2 separate regions of the Mus musculus genome follow, and region 2 is linked to region 1. A link is a loop called in an ENCODE intact Hi-C map of the cell type or tissue named here. Cell type or tissue: gastrocnemius. All regions are shown on one strand. Links, peaks and the distances in the headings refer to the core of each region. The heading gives the core; the rest is flanking DNA.

Region 1 (11,445 bases), core at 1,639-9,638:
ATCCTTCCTCATCTCTGCCTCCTACTCCAGAGCAAAGCAGTAAATTCCAACCTTCCACCCTCAAGACAGACTTTAACAACTTAGCCCTGGAATCAACCTAACACGGAAGACAGAATAAGAGAGAGTACCAGAGAAGAGATGCAATCTTCCTCTGGTGTTAGTCTTTGGTCAAGCAATCTGACAAAGGTAAAGCCAGGTCTTTACAGTAGATTAATCTGCTGTTAAACACAATATAATCCTAACTAGGCAATTGTTCTGTTGTGGTCCAGTCCAGAAAACAAAGGATGCCATGCATCCTTAGATGGAAGTTAAAGACTCAGACTTGGTAGTTTCCCTCCGGATTCTTTTGCAATGCTAAGTGCCCTCCCAGCTGCAGAGGAGAGCCTCTCAATGAGCTTGCCCCAGTTAAGATGCTGCCCCACCCTGTGGGCATCATCACTGGCCAATATCTGATTGACCCGGAGAACCAAAGGCTTTGCTGTTTGAAACAGCTCAGGACATTCCTATCTCCAGTACACTCTGGCACTGGGGCCCTCTCCTGGAATACTCCTGAGGCTCTCCAGAATATTTACCATCGTAAAAATACAGATCTGAGCATCTTTCCTGCATACTGGGCCATGAGCAGTCTTTTCTCCCCTTACACATTACTGAGTAGGAAGGGGATTAAGTTAGCACTAAAATGGTTCCTTCCTATCACCTAGGATTTTGAAAAAAGTTCTCTTCCATGGAATCTCTCTACGGTGTTCTGTGTCACAGATTGCTCTAAAGTCCGGGGGTAGTCCCAGGGGGTGCAAGGACATCCCTGACTCCTTATCTCATCAGAGGACACTTTATAGTACCCAGAACTTACAAATATTTCCAATCAGATTCATAAAGGAAGCGGCTAACTTTGTAAGAGAAAAGGTGGAGTTAGGTAGCAGTCTGGGGGGTTCAAGGGTACATACAGGGCATACTCACTCAGCCAAAGTTCACTGGCTATAGGATAAATAATGCTTACCCAAGACTGGAGTCTGCCTCCACACTAAACAACGACAGAGTCATGGATTCCTCTGTCCAAAGCCTAGCACCATAATCTATGCAACTCTCTGTGCATGCAGGCGTGAGTGTGTGTGTGTGTGTGTGTGTGTGTGTGTGTGTGTGTGTGTGTGTGTTACAAATAAAGTCCCATTGCTCTTCATGGACTGAATTTGAGCCCTTTAAAGTGTGAGGAAACTGGCAAAACCCCTGTGCCAAAAAGGAGTTGCACAACTGAAGTGTCCCTCCCGGTATAATTTTTACAAATTGGCAAAGAAACAATCAAAAATTAGAAGCAATAAATACACAGTTATGCTCTTAGAGATGGACACTTTTGTTTTCTTTGTAGTAAAACTCTGCACATTGTCAGGGAGTGACCAGGGCTTCCCATTGTTGTTTTAAAGTTCATCCAGAAAAACTATATATTTGTAATAGGCTCCAGAGAAACTAAGTGTCTGAAACTAAGTGTCTTGTATAGCTGGGTCTGGAAACTGGAACTAGAATAACTTCATACATCCACTTCATTTTGGGGCTAGACACTGGGAACTGTGCAAAGGAGCTCTTCACCTTTTTCTGAAACAAGAATGTTCTTAGAAGCATCCAGAAAATGTACATTTCACCTGTGGTTCCATTCTCCACTCGGTGACATTTCAAATGCAAAGGACACCAGGACAATAAAACACCACCCTTTTCTCATCTCCATCTCATCTTCAGACGAGACGTGGGCATCCTTTCAAGGATCCGGTTAAAATCTGAAGCCTGGATTGTCTCCATAATAGTCTCCATTCAAACACACACTGAAGAATTGGTTTGACAGAGAGCAAATGTGGTAGTTTATATATGTTTGGCCCAGGGAATGGCACTATTAGGAGGTATAGCCTTATTGGAATAGGTGTGTCACTGTGGACATGGGCTTTGATACACTAGTCCTAGCTGCCTGGAAGTCAGTATTCTGATAGCAGCCTTCAGATGAAAATGTAGAACTCTCAGCTCCTCCTGCACCATGCCTGCCTGGATGCTGCCATGCTCCTGCCTCGATGATAATGGACTAAACCTCTGAACCTGTAAGCCAGCCCCAATTAAATGTTGTTCTTATAAGAGTTGCCTTGGTCATGATGTCTGTTCACAGCAGTAAAACCCTAACTAAGTCACCAACCAAGCACCGTTTCAAGCAACTTGTGACCAAGGCTCAAGAAGGAGTCAGAGACCCAAAAGCCATCTGATAAAATACACATTTATTAGAAATTTCCAGCAGCATCATTTCCAGTAGCTTTTTCTTTTCTAATCAAAGTAATTACAATCGGTACTCAAAATATGAGCAACAAAATATTTCGAGGACTTGAGAATAAAATAATCAGTAGTATATTTCATTCATCCACTCTCCCACCCTTCCATTCATTCGTTAACACACGTGCAATATTAGCACAGAGAAACCGGGAATGCTACTTGCTATAGAAAATGTACGCTCGTGCCATGGTTCCTGTGATAGAGAATTCAGCAACTGCTCAGAAGAGCCGGGACATACAGTACATCCTGACACAAACGTACAGCTTTAGGCAAAGACGTGAAAAAGGCTCAGTAAGAATGTTTTCCCTTTCTTTTCGTCGTCAACTGAGGAAATAAATAGTCAATACAATAACAGTTTGCACCCAGAGCCAAACACCCAGCTGAGGTTTCGATTAACTGGTATCTGTTTGGCACCCTACTTTATGAAGTAGGTTTGGTTTTAGTCAGTCAGCTCCAGAATTCCAGTCACTAAGGGAGGTGACACCTGAGATGCCAGGCAAGGGTTGATTTAAGGTCTGTCAAGCAAGAGCTCATTCAATGAAACAGAAACTCAGTGTGGGACGTGACATGGCAGATACAGATGTTGACTTGGCAATTAGGGTCACAGCTGGGGTTAGAAGACAGAGGCACGTGGAAGGGTCCAACTGAATCACTTTGTGTACCTTCTGTGTGGTCAGAAGCGTCTACAGTGTATGAAGCCAACACTGGCCCCTATTGGTACACTTACTAATCAGGTTGACACGTAATGTTGAATATTGATTATTGATTAAGTGCTGACATGTAAAAACGGACCCACAAATGAAGCTTAAAGGGCTTTCTTCCTAGATTGTTTCAAAGGAAACATGAGTACTATCTCTTCTCTAGAGAGACCCAAAGCCCTAAGCCAACTCCTTTCCTCACCAGATCATTTATTCTTCAGCTCAGCGACCCCACTCAGCAGGCACTCTCATTAGCAGAGGCAGAGATGTTATAATCCTTCTGAAATTTACACAAGTACAATATATTCACAGCATCACCTCCTGACAACATCAGTGCAAGATATACACAGTACCTCATGATAATTGTAAAAATAGGAAATGGCATCAGTAAAAAAGACACACGACACACCTTCAATTATAGGCAAACAGAGAAAAATATATTTTTTTATAAAGTATTGAATGTTAACTTCTTTTTCATTTGTCTGTAAAAAATATATGTGCAAAAGTGAGTGTCTAAATGTTCCCTAGAGAGTTGGCAAGGCTATACATCAGAGTCTTCCTTCACAAGGTTTGCGGTGTCTTTAAAGGTGTCTTCTGTGGCAGTGTAGCCTGGAGTCGAACTTCTTTTTGAAGCTTTAGCAGGAAGAGAAGGAGATGGAGGGGGAGCCACAGCCACAGCTTCCTTTTGCTCAGTGTCCATCTGCAACCACAACAAGACATGGATGACATGGCTTTATGTTCCCGGCATGATCATAAACAGTTCTGTATAAGGACTAACCTTGGTCAGTTTGTCCAGAATAACCTCAATGTGTGCCCAACCTAGCCAAACAATGAATGTCTGTACTTAGAACAGGGATTAAAAGTTACCTCTGCATAGATTGGATTTTCGAAGTTCGTTGTCTGCTTGGGTTTTCGTTTGAAGATATTCCATTTTGTGCCCTAAACAGAAAGAGGAGATGGACGGTTTTCAGTAATGGAGTTTTCTATTTTGTTTTCTTTATAGGTGTCTTTTCCTAGGTTTTTAAACTCTATTGAAAGCATATTAACTTAAGGGTGTGGGTTAAGTAGTATATTATTCAACTGTCCCTGTACAGTAGCTAAGACTCTCAGGTGTTTTTATGTAACAACTTCAAAATCTTTCCTCAATGTAAAATGTGCAGATGGAGAATCTGGACTCATGCCATCTAGAAGACTGCCATCTAGCCAGTCAGATACAGAGTATACAAGACACTAAGACAGAGGCAGACTTCTAGAGCAGCCTAGAAGCTCAAGGAAAACCCAAATTATGTCTCTTATTTCCAAAACTATGTCTTGGCCAGAATATCCCTCTCACTTCGACACATCCTCTATCATCACCACCACCACCACCACTATCACCATCACTATCACCATCATCTGCAACAACTGACATTTACTGAGTGTTTGCTGTGCATCGGGAATTGCTTTAAGGTTTGTGGGGTTGTTTTCATCTCAATAATCCTTTGATGCAGGTTTTTTTTGTTCCTCCTGTATGACACACTGAGTCACAGCAGGACAAATAGCTAAAGTGTGGTAGACTAGCAGAGAGGCCTATGTACTGAAGAACCCAAAGAGAAAACCCCAGTCACTCACACACCAGTGAGTTGGCCCCACCTTATGGAGTGGTTGTAGTGTTGGCCACCTGGTTAACAAGTTCCCCCTATGGAAGATCAAGTAACCCATGTGTTTTGCAGGATGGGTGGGAAATTTGGTACCAGGAGCACATGACTACGGAAGAAAGGCAAGACCACTCACCCAACCCACACATCCACTCTCTGTGTCACCAAACAGAGGAAAAAGGAGAAGGAAGTCAGAGCCATATGTTTGGAAATGTGAAGTTAAGTAGAGAAGGCCAACACCTTAAGTCATTGTCTTGGTCTGCAATAGCTCCATGCAACTAAGTAATTGCTAACAAGAGGAATATGGCCGTCCTCGTCTCTAAAGGAGATCCAATGTGTGTCCATGCAACTTGTGGGAAATGACAGGTTTGAGTGACGGGGTCTGAATTCTGAGTATTCTCTGTATATTTACTAAGAAATCTAAGCTTGAGAGACTCCTTTGGAAGTTCGTGTCCTCGGTGACCTAAGCAAGTGATTCTGCTGAGCCAAGTGACAATTTAGTGTCCGGGGGTCACAGATACAGGATCTCTGGACAGACGCTGGGGAGCAGAACTTGGAAGGTCTCGGCCTGGATCAGTGCAAGAACCAGTGGGCAGCACAGACGGAGGCATGGAGCTATGCTGCAATTGGCGAAGGTTGACTCGCATTCCCAACAAACCCCCATGCCCGTTCTGTTTCTGGGACCTGGAGTGGGGGGAGGGAACAGCTTCTTGCCACATTGCCTCTCCTTACAGACCAAGCTACCTCTAAGAAAGGTCCCTAAGATCGAGAATTGACTGGAAAGAAATGTTAAGAATAAAGAAGTAAACCAGACACTGCCTTGGAGTACAGCCAGACCTAGGGACTGAACATTTGATATTTCAAGTATTCTGGTGGCTGTGGAAAACAAATCTTCAATGTCCACTTTTAAATGTAGCTTAAGGAGAAAAAAAGTCCCTAGAAAAACAGTGAACCAAAATCTTCCTCTCTATGGTGTGTGTGTTTGTGTGTGTGTGTTTGTGTATGTGTGTGTGTTTGTGTTTGTGTATGTGTGTGTGTGTGTGTGTGTGTGTTTGTGTATGTATGTGTGTGTGTGTGTGTGTGTGTGTTTGCATGTCTATGCATGTGTACATGTAAGAGGTGATTTTTTTTTCTCTCAGCCACACTGAATTAAAGAACACACCACTGAGTTTCTCTGCACAAGGACCAGGAACATTTAAATGTCTCACAGTGTTTTTTATCCGGAAGTGCTATCATTTCCAATTTGCCCATGGATCCCCTTGTGAAGGGAACTGGTAAGGACTACAGTTCTCAGGGGTAAAATGAGTGTCTAGAATCCAGCATGTAGATCTGGGATAGCTAAACGCACGTTCTTTAAAGCTAGCAGCACACTGTCCATTTTATACAATTTCATTTCAAAGGTGCTTGTTAAACTGCATCCCAAATATTCTAGGATATGTGAAGATATAGCATATATGATAAAGAAAGATTCATCAAGCAGGACTTTTGTCTCCTGGACTAGTTTCCTTGGCACGGTAATACAGCAATGCTTGTGGGATGGTTGGATGGACAATTAGGTGTAGCTGGACACAGAGGACAAGGTAATAAAATTGTGCCACCTGGTGGTCGGCATTGGTAATGGTAGTAAGGCACTAAGAGCAACTTGGAAAGGTGCATTCTCTTTTATATGTATCCTCAGCACATTACTGTGCATGTTGTGTGAATGTCCCAGATTCTATGTCCTTTTCATGAAGACATACTAAATCTACAATTTTGTTTTCATTTGTATGTACGTAGTCTTCCGTGGATTAGCATCAACTCAGAAATGTCCAAGTTCTTTGCAAATTTCTTTTCATGAGTCAATTATCATTACCTGAGTTTCATCAGCTCCAGGGGAGGCTGGCTTTGGCTCTGGAACTATCTCAGAAGGATCTATGGACCTTCCATAGTTCTGGTTTTCCACATTTTCTGGTACAGTCACCTGTGAGCTTACTGACGGTCCCTACACGGTTTTGAAAGAAGAAATGAATATGTGAATAAGTAGATCTGGGTTCTGTTTGCCACCTTATCCCCCACAGACACAGTCACGTACCTTTTCAATCTGATAAGTGACACTAGCAGCTGTAAACTAAATGCCACTTCCACCTTCCCCAAATAAGTGCAACAACCACTAAGTCACCTAAGATATCAAATGTGGTAGGCGAGGACACCCCTCATTGCCACACACTCATTGATGTAACCCCTGCTACATTGTCTACACCCTTCATTCCCACCTTGACCATAATTTGTAATAACAGGTGTTCCAGTTGCATACTGGCAACCAAGTGCTAGCTAAGTAACAACACCAAGTAACAGCCACACAGACGCAGTGCACAGAATCCTCTTTGAATATTAAGGAAAAAAATGAGTGTGGTCAGGTGTGTAGCTACAACACTAATCCAAGCAGTGGCAGAGGCAAACAAATATCTGTAAGTTTGAGGCCAGCCTGGGGTACACAGTGAGACTATGTCTCCAAAGATAAATAAATAAATAAATAAATAGCAAAAGGAATAAAATGAGCAAATTTGAGGACTACCTAAAAGAGGATGAATTTTAAAAAACAGTAAGCAAACAGCCTTAATACTTTTCTATTTTTTGTCAAATTCACATAATTACGCAGCTATTCTTTAAACCCATATCACCCTGAATAGATATTACAAGGAAGTCAGTATACTCCTTGTATTTTACATTCTCCATTTTGTTTGTATGCATGGCCTCACTTTATTTCATGTGAAAAATACCAGACAAGATGTCATCTCTATCCCACGATACATTATCAAAGAGCAGACGAGACTCTTTCAAGATTCAAATCTTTTTGCTCTTAAGAAAGAGCTCATTTTGAAAAATATTTCTATCACTTCATATTAAAATATACTATATGTTGAATCGGAAATCACTAGCAAACACTGATAGCTCTTTCCTGTAGCTGCATAGACAAAGGAAGGACAGGCCAAAAGCTGATGGATCGGGAACCAGCGCTGAGCCATTAGTCCAGGCTAATGGAAAGCACCTGCCTCTCCTTCCAGCTTCTCTTACAGGTACAGAGTAATAAGCCTTCGGAGCAAATCTTAACTTCAGACCTCTATACTCTTCAGAACAGGCCGTCCCTCTCACTTTAGCCCTCTCAGATAAGCAGCCTCATAATACCGTCTCTCAGCCATTCATTTATGACATAGTTCCCTGTTTCTGTCATAGGGCCCTATGTCTCCAGGATCTCTAATAGACTCATACCCCTTGCTCTGGCACGGGTGACTAGGAATGACTGAGAACAGTGAACACCCCCCAGCATGGCTGCTAAGCCTCACATCTCTGCCACGACACAGGGCTCTGACTATTCCCAGGGCTGTATCCGGGCGCAGCTTCGTGACTGTGGATGGTGAAGCTGAGATGCAGGCCACTGTGCTTCCTCCCATTAGGAGGGCAGGTTAGAGGCCTGCATTCTGCAACACAGAAAGACCCAGCAACCACGATGGCTAAAAACAGATCGTGGGACAGACATCTCACCTGCACTGCCAGGCCCACTTTGGAAGTACTGTCTTTGGCTGCATACATTGGGTTTTCAAATATCACAGGCTGCTTGCCTACCTCCATGACGAATTGTTCATTCTGGCGGGAGGAGAGAGAGAGGTCATACCCATTGATCTACTTCAGACAGAAAGGCATCTCCCTCATACCTGGATGTACACCAGACACCTTCACAAAGCCACCCAAAATATGAGGTCTTAGAGAGGGTAGGCGGGAGAAAGTAGCCTCAGAGACCCAGGGGCATCTAAGTAACAAACTATTGTTTCTTCTAGTAAAAAATGAACTAAGGCATCTGCTCCAGAAAGCACAAATCCTCTTCCTATAGCTGAATCCCTCTGGCCCTTTAATGGACTTAATGCACTTGGGCTGGAATACTGAAGAAGAGGGAGGTAGTGGAAGAAGATACAGGGAAATAAGGCAGCATGGAGAACACTGTTCTTCCAGGCAGAGGTGACTGGAGGTGGAGACAAAGCACTGGAAATAGGTTTCTAGATTACAGAAAGCCCCCATGAGGTCAAAGCTGTCCTAGACCCATCCCAGACTGTGCCACCTGGCTCTCATAAGAGGTAGACAAGTCCCTGTTCTATACACGGAGCGAGAAAAAGTCAGCTCCTTGCCTATCCTTGAATAACTGTTACATGGTAGAGCCATTTTCCTTCAAAGGCCTACAGAGCACAGACTGTATCCATGCTAGTGTCCCCAAGGTCAGCTTTATTTCTTGTAAGAAGAGTTTCTTCCATCAATTAGCGTAAGTGAAAGCCTTCAACTGATCCCACGGAGGCTGTGCTCACCATTGCCATGGATCTGTCAATAATTGTCTCAGGGCCAAAAGGAGACACACCGATGTCCATGTTCACATCAGCCCCTGATCTGAAAGTCACCCCGTTTCCATTTTCAGAGGGTTTGGCAAGGCTGCTTAAGCTGAAATGAAACAAAGCCATGTGTTGTGTTGTTATTACGGTTTTTTTTGTTTCTTTTTGTTTTGTTTTGTTTTGTTTTGTTTTTGTAGTGATTACTTTCCTTCCATATTACTGAGTCTTCTATGTGCAATTCTCTCCCCAAGTGCACATGAAAGCACATGCCCAAACAAGATCGGAACAAGAACTAGGGGTCACTAGAAGAAAGCCAAGCAACCCACAGCTAGCTCTGCCCTCTCCTGCCCTACGTGATAAAATACGGTCTGCAGCACAAGCTTCAGGGGAAACTCCATGAAGAAGTGATTGACAGTGAATGCTCTCAGTTCTCACAACTGAGGGACATGGTGGCTCATACGTGTGGTCCCAGAGCAAGGTGGAGGACACATGAAAAATAAATCTTGCCTCATAAAAGTAAGCAAAAAGGGGCTGTAGAGATGGCTCAGCAGTTAAAAGCACTGACTGCTCTTCCAGAGGTCTTGAGTTCAATTCCCAGCAACTGCATGGCAACTGCTCACAACCACCTGTAATGGGATCTGATGCCCTCTTCTGGTGTGTCTGAAGACAGCTACAGTGTACTCATCACATATATAAAATAAAGAAAGAAAATGAGCAAAGAAATGAAGACTACCCTGAGATCATGAGAACAGGTGAGCTATCAATCTTCTAAAAAAATTCATCGTACACAGGCTTATTACATGCCTTCTAATGAAACTGACCTTGGCAGCTTGGGCAGAGAGGGTAAAAGGGAGCCAGTTTTCCTGTAGTGAAAGAATCCAACGAGTACCAGAGCCCCAACAATGATGACCATCGCGAATGTCAACAGAAGAGCCATTGCTGCAGAGGGAAGAAGCGGAAAGCCAGCATCAGCACCTTGACAAACAAGGAAGCGCTAGAGGGGCTCACCAGTGGCCCTTCAAAGATGGGGTGAAAAGGAAGATGGGGGGCTGCGACTGGTGCAGGTCACCATATTTCTGACACTTACTCGTCCCTGGAGGGATGCCTCTCGAGAGCCCAATCTCACAGTACTCTCCACTGTAGCCGCTAGAACACCTGGAATCAGAAGGAGACGTGGTTATCTTTGGAGGCAGAGAGAGCCCTGATCCAGTGCTGCATAAGGAGCAGGCAATGCAGCCCTGATGCATGAGGAGCAGGCAGTGCAGACTGCTCCACATCTGCTTATTCTGCACTCATTCTAGAAAGCCACTAGCAGTGGTGTAGTACTTAGGTCAGTCTCATGGCATAAGCCTACTGGCTCCTCTGCTCCATGCATTTCTTCCTTAGAAAGGGAGTGCAGACACGGTGGCAGTGTGCCATCCTCCAACCACTTTCAAGGAGGAAGAGACAATTCATCTTGCTCTGCAATGATGGTTTCCCTCAGGCTTCTTCACCCCAGACTAGTCATGATCTTTGTATTAAAGCATCTCTCCTGTCAGTTGCTCTCTCATATCCTAAGCCATCCTCCCAGGCGAGGTGGGTGGTGGCATGTGGAGACATACTGCTGTCCTCTCTCTAACTCCTCACTCTTCAACATGACCACAGCATTCCCAAGAGTTGTTAGAAATGCAGTACCCCTGAGAATGCACATAGGCATTTGAGCCAGATCTTCAGGTGAGGGTTATGCCAGTTATGATTTGGGAAGTGATGCCTCGCCTCCCGCAGATTCCCCCAAAGGAGGAGAAGCTGGTTAGATGGGAAATGGGGAATTGGATGAGCCTCTAGTACTTGTTTTTCCCAGCTATACTGAGATCTCAGGTTCCCTTAAAGATCAAGGTCAACAGCTGGGACCGAGAGTCACACTTACTTGCATTTGGGGAGGTCATTCTCATCAAAATAGCAACTTCCTCCGTGCATGCACCTGCATGGGGAAGGCATGGTGATGGGGAGTTCACTGGCTGCAGAAAGGAAAAGCCATGCATGGGTTAGTCAGCCACACACCGCAGCAGAGCATTGCATCATGCAAAACCCCCCCAGGACTGAGATGGGGAATGCAGAGGGTCAGGCCAGCTGACCTTGCCAAGGTAGCCCCTGCTCCCTAAGGCAAATGAACTTCCTAAACGGTGATAAGATCTTGGGGAATTATACATGCTTGCAGAGAGAAACTTCATAGCACTCTCCTCCTCTAAACAATGAGGGGATGCTTAAGCCAGGACATACATTATGTCTCCAGATTCTCTTCTGGGAACCATTAGATCCAAGAGTTTAATTGCAACACAGGTTGAAACTACAACCCAAGACTCCGGAGCATCAGCATGGGAGAAGGCAAGAGGTTGACCCACAGACACAGACAGACACACAAGCACCCGAGGGACAGCTAGCAAGAGATATCCTTACTTGATGAGGACCCTCCTC
Region 2 (11,261 bases), core at 1-8,000, 320 kb before region 1:
CAATTGGAACAGTCAGGGCACTACAGCAGGAGATGACTCCTCGGGCCTGCTTCTCTTTCGGGCTGTCCCCCCTGGAAGGGAGGAGGCAGCTGGGGGAGTCTGCTGACCTTGTGCTCCATCACAATCAGTAGGACTCCTTTGAGAACCAGCTGTGTTCAGTAATGCCTTTCTTCTCCTCCTCAGGGTGTTGAATACCACATTATTTGAAAGTTGGGAGATCGTCGGACCCTACCCTTCCTGGTGGGTTTTTAACCTGCTGCTCTTGTTACTACAAGGGTTGAACTGCTTCTGGTCTTACCTGATTGTAAAAATAGCTTGCAAAACTGTTTCAAAAGGCAAGGTAAGTTAAAACCCACTCTCTCCAGTACGTCCCAGAAATGTCAGGGTATTTTTGGCTCCTCTGAAATCACTTGTTTCTGATTTCATCAAAATCGGTGCTATTTCTTCCCAAACTTCCTTGAAACACAAATTGAATTATTTCCTTCTCGTTGGTTCTTTTTTTTAAAAAAGTTTCTCTGTTGGCTTTGTTGATGATGATACCCATAGATCTGTATTTACAATTTAGCATTTAATGATGGCATATTATTTATTGTGGAATTTTTTCTCCCTGTCTCTTTAATGTTCTCTGATTATTTATGCTGAGCAGAAATTTGATTTAGTAATGTATTTCCTTTTGTTAAAAGGATTGCTAGGTGTCATGTGCACATTGAAGTAGTTCTTTCTCTCAAAACAAGGAATAAATACATCTGCAACTTTTCCTACAAAACTTACTTAAGTCTGTTTTAAAATGGAATCGAGAGGCTGACGTAAATATATCTTCCAGAGCCTCAGCCCCTTCGTCCCGAGCAGGGACATTTCCAGATCATTCTCCACACTGGTTTCTTACTTCATTGTTTGTTCTCTTCCTCCTGCCATCCTGGAAGGCTGGGAAGTGGAACCCTTTGCATGTAAGTTCTCGTCCTCTCTCTTCCTTCTGGGGTGACACTTGCCTGCTGGAGGGTTGCACAGGTGCTTTGTTCCAGCCGTTTTCCTGCCGTCTAACTTACTGACACTACTGGGGGCTTTGTGGCCACTGTAGGTTCCATGGTCTGCAAAAGGTATCAGGGAGAGTTTCATCACTGCCTTTTGTGGGAACAAATGAATCTTGCTGATCCAACAGGAAGGGACTTGTTCTTTTCTATTGGTCCCTAACATGTTGGCTAACACTGAAACAGATCAGTGTGAGGTGAGAGAAGTAAGCCAGTCGATCCATGCAGTGCGGAAAGGAGACCTGGGCTACAGATGTCCGGATCTGCAGAAAACAGAGAGTAGCACTTGCCCTCTGTCCTCGGTGCGGTCCACAAACTCAGCTCCTTCCACAGGAAACATCTGAGCAACCTGGCATGATCTATAAGGCCAGTCCTCAGCATCACCATCTATATATATAAATCCTGAGTATTTTGACAAATTAATTTCATAGGAGATAAGGTTCATTTTTTCCCCATGACTTCTTATTCTTCAAAATAAATCCATGTTTCTTTTTTCTTTTTTTGTTTTTTTTTTTTTGTTGTTGTTGTTGTTGTTGTTAAATTTTTCCAGACAGGGTCTCTCTGTATAGAGAGAACTATACTGAATCTGTAGACCAGGCCAGCCTTGAACTCACCTGTGTGCCTCCTGCATGCCCAGATGCACCACCATGCCTAGCTTGAACTCAGGTTTCTTCTCATTTGGATATAAATTAAATCAGCATGCATCGTCCTGGGGCATGACAATAACTAAAGGTGGAGAGTGAGTGCAGTAGATTAGATTATTTTTGTATTTATGGCATTCTCCTTTCCACCGGCCCTGTCGTCTTACCTCTAACTGTGATTCCGTCATCTTTGTGAAGGAATGATCACTAATTACGTTCCCCAGCCCTGGCTTCAGGGTTTGTCCTCTGCCCCTGGTGCTTAAACCTAACACAGAAAGGGCCCTCTCGTCCATGGGCTCTTTCCTCTGGGTTATTTTGTGACATTCTAAATTCCCCCCTTTTTCTTTGACAGTATCATAATGGTGGGTTTTTCCAAATGTAATTTAGAATCAACTTACTAGGCATGCAAATTAATACTCTCTGCATCTGGTGTCCTGTACTAGCACATTAATTTGAAACTAATAGATTTATAAATATAATGGAACTTACATAATACGTCTTTATGACTCATGCTTTTAAGCTGAAATACTCTTATCCCCCAGTCATTTGTTGCCTCAGTATCTTAAGTGCATTGTTGTTCTCTTTTGTTTTTGAGTGACATTGTCAACATGAATTCATTCTCACCTCAGAGGGCTTTGGGGTGAGGCTTAGCTGTGTGTGATATTTAGGTCATCGCTAGTTAGATTGGAACAGTAGCTTTCCGATTTTACTGTTCCCCATCTCTACACACCTAGAAATGATTATGTCCCTGGTCCCTAGTGGCTTCCCAGTAGTAGATCCCAAGGCCCTCGAGTTGCTGCATTTGTTAATTGTGCAGAGAAGATCTGATTTGAGAAGCCCTCAGTCTCAGTAATTTAGAAATGCCATTGAGAAACTGAGACTGTCTCTCAGCCCCGCCCCTAGAGGATCACTGAAGGCCAGGCTTCATAAAGCCAGGTCAAAAGGCTCCTCTGAGCATCCAACTTAATAATTAGTCAAATGAAGCTGAGTGTGTTGGTACAGACATATAATGCCAGGACTCAGGAGGCTTATGCAAGATTTCTGCAAGTCTGAGCTACACAGTGAGACCTGGTGTCAAAATAAAAATTGACTAGTTAAGTAACCAGTGCACTTACTTGAAGCTCGTAAGGCCCTCTAGGTTAAAATGCTGGCTATAGTTTAGCGTTATGTAGGAAAGAATTCAAATTATTTCAGTTTTAAAATCAATAAAGTACTTACTTGCCACACTGTAGGATTTTTTTTTCTGTACTCCATGTTAACATGCAGATGTATATCCTAGTATCTTATTTTCCTGTTCATATTACTTAATGAAACTAATGGAAGATTGAAGAAATTGGCACATAATAAAGAATTTTTGATGATCTGGCCTATAGTTTTTTTCCTGGCAAATGTTAAAAGCTATCTCATCTAGAGGATTGTTAGAATGTCTTCCAGTGCCATTTGTAATTTTAGCAAAAAAAAAAGAAAAGAAAAGAAAAGAAATGTGAATTAAATATAGAATGAATTACAATCCCAAATAGCAATGGTTTGAGCTAGTGTGTGAATATCTCTATTAGTATAGTAATTGAGAGTTAACATTAAATAATTGTCAATAAGAATGTAGTCATTATTGAATAAATTGATTTGTTTGGGTGCAGTTCCTAAAGGACCATCCTCATGGTACAGATGCCACCATCACTGTGGTTAAGGGCAGGAGTCATGGTCTAACATTATCTCTGATGAAGGCTGCCTACCCTTCAGGCTCTGTGACGCCTAAACTCAGAACCAACTCGGTCATACAAAGCATTCCTGCTGTGAAGAAGGGACCTTGCTACCAGAACAGTGCTCTTATCTGTTTTCTTTAACATGTGAATAAGTTCATCTTCATGTGCGGTTGCATGTGCTGCTTGCTGGGCACGCCCAACCCTGCTGGTCCTAGGAAGCTGGTGACACTCCCATCTTTGTATTCTGCAGGTATCCAAGGATGACCGGAGTGACATTGAATCTAGCTCAGATGATGAGGACTCAGAGCCTCCAGGGAAGAAACCACACTCTTCAACAACCACCAACGGAACCAGCGGTACCAATGGGTACCTCCTCACTGGTCCTTGTTCCGTGGATGATTAACTACCCAAAACTATAAGTTCTGAACAAAGGGAACTGTTTGTTCCTGGAAGTATTTAATAAGTTGCAAATGCAGTTCCTTTCATGATATCTCATCACCAGAGACAAAAAATTAGGATTCTTGGAGCATTCTGAATAGTGTACTGCCATGTGTCCTGTCTGTGAATGAAGAAATCCATTATTTCTATGTAGGCATGCTGTATGTAACTGACACAGGGAACAGTATTTGCATTTGTCTTAGGATATTATTTATTTTTTTATTTGTTTGTAAATCTGTGGACAAACGAGGATTCCTTCACTCCTTTCATTCTCTGGGCTCGTGATTGACAGTAAGGATGTCCTGTCTGTGTGTGCCCCTTTTCCACGTTGTGGTCCAGTGTGCCGTGAGCATCAGCTTTCTTTACCCCTTAGAGCAAGGAACATCCCATGCCAGATCCTCACACAGTTCCCAGTAGGTTGGCTTTCCTTCTGTTCTGCACCCATTTTCTATTTGCCCATACAGTTGGTGACCATTGCCCCACGTGAGTCTAAACAGGGTGAACCAGGTGTTTTCCTTGCCACTCTTGGTGATCAGATGAAAGAGAGTGGCTATGGGGGGACTTTAGAATTTTACAGGAAACCGCCTTGGTTTGTCTCTTGTGCACAGACATGAGACTTCTTTTCTGTGGTAGGTTGTCGGGGGTTGACTATGTTGGTAACAAAGCTATTTTGCCCTCCAGTGAAGTCAGTGTTCTGAGTATGAAACAGTATCTCTTGCATAAGTTCCCAGATACAAGGGCCCCACATACTGGGTTCTGGGAGTCTCGTAAGGATAGCCACTGCCCTCAACCAGGTCTTGCCATGACTTCTACCCTATTAGTCCAGTCTTCTGTCCTGACGTATAAAAAAGAGGAAGCCCCGAATATTCTGAGGCAGGAAAAGAAAAAGTCTTGTGGGAGTTGGCAAAGACTTCCTTCCCTGCAAAGCACTTTATTGCAACCAGCTTTCAAGAGAAAGCCCTATCTGGTATTAGACTTTGTATTTTGCTGAGTAAAATAAATCGAATGAGAGAAAGACAATTAACCCCTTGCCTTCCTCCTCAAATGCATCCCATAATGACTTTCTTGTTGCTAGAAACATCCACCCCACAGGACAAGTCTGTTCCATTTACTGCTCTGACGACTTGTGAGGGCTCCTGTGAATTTCTCTTCAAGTGGAGCTATTTCCAGAAAAACAGTAAAAAATTCTACTGGAGAATAGCAGCAACAGCTGTGGGGAAAATTGCCAAAGAATACGTCATGAGCCCTCACCCACCCCCACCCCCTGCAGCCAGTGTTACTTTTGTTCGGCTACAGAAACCACACAGATGAGCCGAGGACTAGACCCATCTCATCCTCAGTAAAAAGGAAACTGAATGGGATTACAAGTACTCGTGAGTCAAACATCTCCTAAAACAGGACTCCAAACCAGTCAGCGCTGAGTAACCAATAGCAAAACATTACAGTGCATGACGGTCCTGCTCAGAACCACCCCCACTCCATTTGGTTCTTTTAAATTAAATCTGCATACCCATACCTTGAAGCCTGTGAGTTAATTGTTAAGAGAAGACTCCCGAAGAACTCACTGCAATATTAAATCCTCCTCCACCTAATTACAAAACAGTATTTTCTGGTATGGTCCAGACAATAATTTTCAAAGCTTGGAAGCATGTCTAGTTGTTACCACAGAAGACAGTGCAAGTGACTGTGTGATTTGAGCCTTGCTGATATATTAGCCAAAACAGTTATATGTCTAGGAGTGAAACTTGATTGAGTGTTTGGGTTTGTGAGACCAGTGATAAGACACGGGAGGTACTGTTAGTAATCAGAGCATTTGCTCAAATACAAATGGATGAAAACCAAGAGCAGTGTTGAGACAGTGAAAGTTTGTCATCAGCTAAGCTAAGGAACCTACCCATCTCTAGTTAATGTCTGGGCTCATCCTCCCAGGTATGAGATGGTTTTGACAACCACTGTGTACTTGTATTTGAACCATGTGACACTCTTTAGCACAGAAGAATTTTAAGATCAATCTGTAAATTCAGAAGAGGTATATAAAAATGAAGTAAGTTGATCCTGTCCATATCAAAGGCAGCTCTAACTCATCTTCTCCACGGAAGTTACTGTGGAAGACTAGGGGCACGCTTTCTGACTGACACCTTTAGGTTGGCTCAGTCTGCAACGTGTCTGTTGATTTTTCTGTTTCGTATTACCTTTGTGAGAAAATAATTCTGCTTGGCTAATTGAAATGGAGTTTGTAGGCTTTTTCTGGAATAGAATATTAATATCTCTGTCTAATGTTCTCCCAAAAATGGACGGATAAGACTGAGAACAGACACTGTCCGCGGAATCGTATCCACATATGGCAGGCCATAGCTCTCAGAAAGTCTGACTTGTAAATCCAGCTTTAGGTTAGTTCTAAGTGGTGATTTTGGTAATTAGCATAGCTTGTGGTGATGTCTCCTCCTTCCTGGTTGCATCCAAACTCCCCAGGGTACCAAAGTGTGTGTAGAAAGGACTCTAGAAAAAGTAACTCTCATAGCTTACCTAGATTTAGTGGGGGGGAAAGTAGGAAATCAAGTAGACTTTGGCCTAGAGTCAGTAATTGATATAGCCGTGTCTGATTTATGTGTGCATATGTATGTTTCTCCAAAAACTGGTAAAACTAAATGATTACTGATTCATCATCGTCCTCCATATTCCTTTCCTTAGAAAAAAAACGAACGCATTCAACCATGTCCTAAACAGACTTTCCTTCTCTTTAGTTTTGCTTTGCACCAGCTGAGAGTAGCAAAGCCCTCTCAGCCTCTCAGTCACAGAGCTCCCTGAGATAGACTCAGGTCCTGGAGCATCTGCTGCCACACATAGGACACACCCACTTCACTATCGCAGACTCGGCCCCGTGGATGTTGAGAGCAGAGGAGCAACTGCAAGGATCAGTATTGTGGGTCATTCGAGTATTCATTGTAAAAGTGCAAGTGATTGCCATTTAACCCCATGGTTCTAATGTCTGCTGAACTGCCAGACAGAGCATATCCCAAATTATCATTAGATTGTGTCATTGGCGTCCAATGCTGATGAACAAGGCAGCAAAGGCACGGACCAAGAAAGACCAGTCATCTTTAGTCCATATGGTAGGTGAGTCTCAAACTGGTAAACTCCTGTCTGAGTCATACACTTAGCAAAAGCACTGCGTGCTACCATGGTCCCAAAAGGTGATGACATAGCCTAGGTACAGAGGCGGTACTGTCTGCTGTGTGTAAGTACACTTATTGATGTTCGCAGAGTGACAAAAATGTGTCCCTGCTGTGACATGACATAGGCCTATACTTTTTGAGCAAATGTATTGCCTTTCCTTCACTTTAGATAGAAAGGTCTGAATCTTCCACCTTGCATTTAAATCTCATTGTTACTTGGGCTAAGGAAAAATGAGACTTCGTTGTTATAAAGGACATTGGAGCTCCCCTGAGTCTGTGTTGACCAGTTCTTCTGAGAGAACGAATGGGTGCCTTTCATTGCCTCCAACCCAGTTTACATTACTAATCATTTTGGGGTAAATCAATGTCAGAGTTGCCTGGATATTTGAGTATTTTCCTTAATTTGAAGAAGAAAAATAGTGTGTAGAATTAGCCCAAAGGTACGGATGTGGGCCATTTATCAGTATGGGAGATGATGTCATTAACCCAGAGAGGCCGCAACACCTTTGGAAATAAGAAGTTAAGTGCTGGCCCTTTGTGTAATGTTTGTGGTACTAAGGCTCCTACCTGCCTTTCACTTTCCTTGTCTTCGGCTTATTTCTGCTTAGTCAATAAGTCGTCATAGCCCTGCAATGGTTCTAACACCCAAAGGAGAAAAACATCAAACAAGACCAGAGTCGCCCTGAGGGGATAGTGATCACCTGGCTCTTGTGTAGCAAGAAAGAAATGTGGAGGGCTCTAACTACTGCAGGTGCCTTCAAGTATGCTGCCCCTGTCAGGAATGATCATAAACGTTCTTAAAGTGAAACAAGACTGTTTCCTTACATGTATGCTTCCCACTATCAGCTTCTCTTCCAGAGGTGAGATTGTGCCATTCTCCAAATGCTGTGAGCTAATTAGCAATAGTCTACCAATCACATTTTAGTTCCATGAACTGATGGGCTAAAGGAGGGCCCTCCTTTCACCTATGTGTACATAGCACCCACCCACCCCTAGGAGGCGCCAAGCAGATGTGGGGGAGCCCTAGCCAAAGCTCTTGAAACTCCTGTAACCACCAATACTCAAAAGCAGCCACTTTTCATGGAGAAAATCATGTTGAAGAACGTAAGTCACCATAAGTAATGAGATACGTAGACACCCGAATAAGAAGGTTCGCCTCCTGCAGGCTTTTGTGACTTGATGCATCCCAAAGCCTTTGACAGGAAGCATCGGCAGGTGCGTGCATTGAGACTCCCACCAATGCCAAGTGACAGGAATGCATCGGCAGGTGCGTGCATTGAGACTCCCACCAATGCCAAGTGACAGGAATGCATCGGCAGGTGCGTGCATTGAGACTCCCACCAATGCCAAGTGACAGGAATGCATGGGCAGGTGCGTGCATTGAGACTCCCACCAATGCCAAGTGACAGGAATGCATGGGCAGGTGCGTGCATTGAGACTCCCACCAATGCCGAGAAGTTGCAAAAGCCTGGGCCACAGGGTGAGTTACTGTGTCTGCATGGAATCGGGCACTCTCGGATTGCTGGGAAGCGATGAGGAGGCGCTGTTAGCCTGGAGCTGGTCTCCTTTAGCTCATTCACTCACGGCCTTTTAGGCTTCTGGAACTCTGGTAAAAGAAAGCCAGATGCTAACATTTTTCTGCTTTCAGTTTACTAATGACTGTTAGATCAGCTCTTCCCATCCCTTCTTCTCTGTCTGGTGCCATTTTCAGGAGGTGGGAGAGGGTGTGCCCATGTACACCTGTCTCCTTAACACAGGTCCACGAATACTTAGCTTCCTGGGTTGTGTGTCTTCTGAGAACCATGGTACAGCGTCAGTCACCATAGTTTCTGTGCTCAGTGGAAAATTTTGATTTCATTCATATTTTTATTCTCTTTACCTATGATAAATGTCATAAACTGTAAAACTCTCCTTAATGTGAAACTTTTTTTGGTTTTTTGTTTTGTTTGTTTGGGTTTTTTTTGTTTTTTGTTTTTTGTTTTTTGTTTTTTGTTTTTTTTTAGTGTTAGCTGCAAAGCTACAAAGCTCTGGAATGGTTACATTATGATTCTGGAACGTTCGCTCAAAGCTTAATTAGCATAAGTGTGGACCACACTCCAGCTTAATTCCCCTGTGCACACAGTTCTCATCACTCCTGTGCCCAAGTCCCAGTCATTTCCCTTCATGGCCTGTAGCTGTCAGAGAAAGGAATGGTGGTTAATTTGGAGGTTTGTTTCTCTTTTCCAGCTTTCCCTGGGGACTAGAATAAGTGACAGAACCTCATTTGTTTTCTAAAGATAGTTCGGTGCGTGAGCATCTGTCAGAAGTGGAATGGTGTGCCATTAGCCAATTAGAATCACTCTGTACTGTCACTGTGTTTTTGCTGATTTTTTATATGGGAATATAATTACTCGTTCTTGATCTTTGGAAGTAATTGTTATTATGAGGATCATTTTACTTTGGAAACACTTTCATAATAAAGATAAACATTAAGAGTACAGCATGAGTGTCCTTTATTGTAAGCATCGACCAGCTGAATTGGGAACACATCCAACATCTCTGGGTGGGACTGTGTCAGAGCTCAGCCATCCGGTTATTTCTTAATGATTCTCCAAGGCGTTGTGACCATTGAGAAATACTGTTATATCGTCTTGTGATATGCTAAAGTGTCTCCTTGAAATTTAGGGTGCAAAGCCTTCAGTGTTAAATCTCACGGTAACACCCCATTCTGGAAACAGGGTTTCTAGAGAAAGCAACCTAAATGGATCAGAGGATACTGATTTTTCCCAAATCGTGAAGGAGCTATCAATAGCTAATCTCTAAAGCACAATGGGAAACAGCCCGTCTCTGTGCATGCGCCTCAGAACAGCTTGCATCAGCTTGGGATCCGGGCTCTGCATTTCTGGGCCTTTTTTCCTTTTTTTTTTTTTTTTTTTTTGCATCTGTGCTTACATCATGTAGGATCTCAGAAGGCATCAGATAGCACCGAAATGCACTTAGACAACACCACAATTATATTTTTAAAAACCCACTTCGAAAAAAAAAAATCTTAGCAATACTGATGTCATCCTGAACAGTGATCCGATTCACACAGTAACTCTAGCGAAGTCACCAGAATTTCTCTGAAACACAAACTATAAGAAAAATCACTCATTGCAAAGCTATGAACTTTTCCTGTTCTAAAGAGGCCGATCCGCGATGCTAAGAGCATGTTTTCCAGTGGCCAAAATACAACTTGGGTTTCCCAAACCCCTTCCTGCTAAGACAACCACATCCAACGCAGGCACATGTTTCTGCCCCCTGATTCTCTTTCTACCAGTCTTGACCTTGCTTTATCCAGAAGAGTGGTAGCAGTGACAGCAACACTCCATGAGGTCAAGAAGACAAAGCAGAGGGACCAGGCACCAGGACCTACTAGAATACTAATGGCTCTCAGAACCAGTCATTGGGCTGTTGGAGCCTTGGCATCTACAGTCTTCATTATCCCCAAAGACTAAAGCATGAAAACACACAAGTTAAGAGTTTGGATATGAAATGTCCCTCTCCAGTTTATATGTGAAAAGCTTGGTTTCTATGTGGCAGTGCCATCTTGGTAGATGGGACATAGATGAAGGAGTGGCTCTTGGTCTCAGAGCAAGCTTTTCAAAATCACACCTAGTCCCAGTCCCCTACTTTTTTGCTTCCTTCTTGACAAGAAGTCAAGATGTTCCTACCGCCATGATGCTCTGCCCAGGTTCATGGAACCAAACCAGCACAGACTGAACCCCCTAAGACAGTGAGCCAAGATAAGTTCTTCCTCCTTTCAAGTGCTTATCTCCAACAGGTTTGTCACAGTGATGCCAGAGTGCTTTTCACAGATTTACGCCATTCCTCAAGCACTGAAAAATTTAAATTCCATTAAGTTTATATAAGTGAAAGCCAGAAAGCACTGTCAGATGGTTAAGTTTGTTGAAGAGTCAAGGAAAAGGACTATTTTTAGAGGTGAAAGCTGGATTACCAGATCAAACCAATGTCAATAAGACACCTTATCTAGGAAATATGAAAAGACATTTTTCTTTCCTGTGCTGGTAAGAGATGCCAGTGAGGGGGTGGGGTGGGGGGATATATAGAGGAAAGGCCATGCTGTGAGGGCTGTAAACCTGGTTAGTGAGCAAGTGCCCTTGTGTCTCTGCTATCTGTTGGCTGGATTCAGCTGGAAAGCCACCATGCTGGCTCAGCAGAGGCATGCTACAGGACTGAGCACCTCGCTGCACCCAGCAAAGCAAAGCACTGGGGCAGCACCACACCAGGACGTCT

What was found. Peaks named below come from ENCODE experiments on the same cell type or tissue, not always from the same donor. Only the 100,000 strongest peaks of a DNase experiment are listed, where the experiment ranks them.
Region 2: it touches region 1 in a loop (10-fold over the local background); 10 of 42 quality-filtered maps call a loop at or near these places.

The regions. Positions count from the first base shown.
Region 1 is chr2:69,422,105-69,433,549 of GRCm38, forward strand. It overlaps Lrp2 (low density lipoprotein receptor-related protein 2), which reads right to left. Exons shown (of 79, transcript NM_001081088.2): 72 at 10,898-10,988; 73 at 10,079-10,146; 74 at 9,813-9,930; 75 at 8,971-9,100; 76 at 8,159-8,260; 77 at 6,489-6,617; 78 at 3,867-3,938; 79 at 2,231-3,699. The coding sequence ends at 3,541. Among named protein-coding and RNA genes, the nearest start is that of Gm36393, 22 kb to the left of the region's middle. In gastrocnemius, for the core only: a CTCF peak has its summit at 6,237 (motif pointing left); a DNase peak (open chromatin) is centred at 6,236.
Region 2 is chr2:69,104,820-69,116,080 of GRCm38, forward strand. Cers6 (ceramide synthase 6) reads left to right here. Exons shown (of 10, transcript NM_172856.4): 9 at 184-340; 10 at 3,623-9,464. The coding sequence ends at 3,775. Among named protein-coding and RNA genes, the nearest start is that of Gm39840, 20 kb to the right of the region's middle. In gastrocnemius, for the core only: no CTCF peak of the experiment used is centred there; no DNase peak of the experiment used is centred there; H3K4me3 peaks cover 757 bases; H3K27ac peaks cover 800 bases.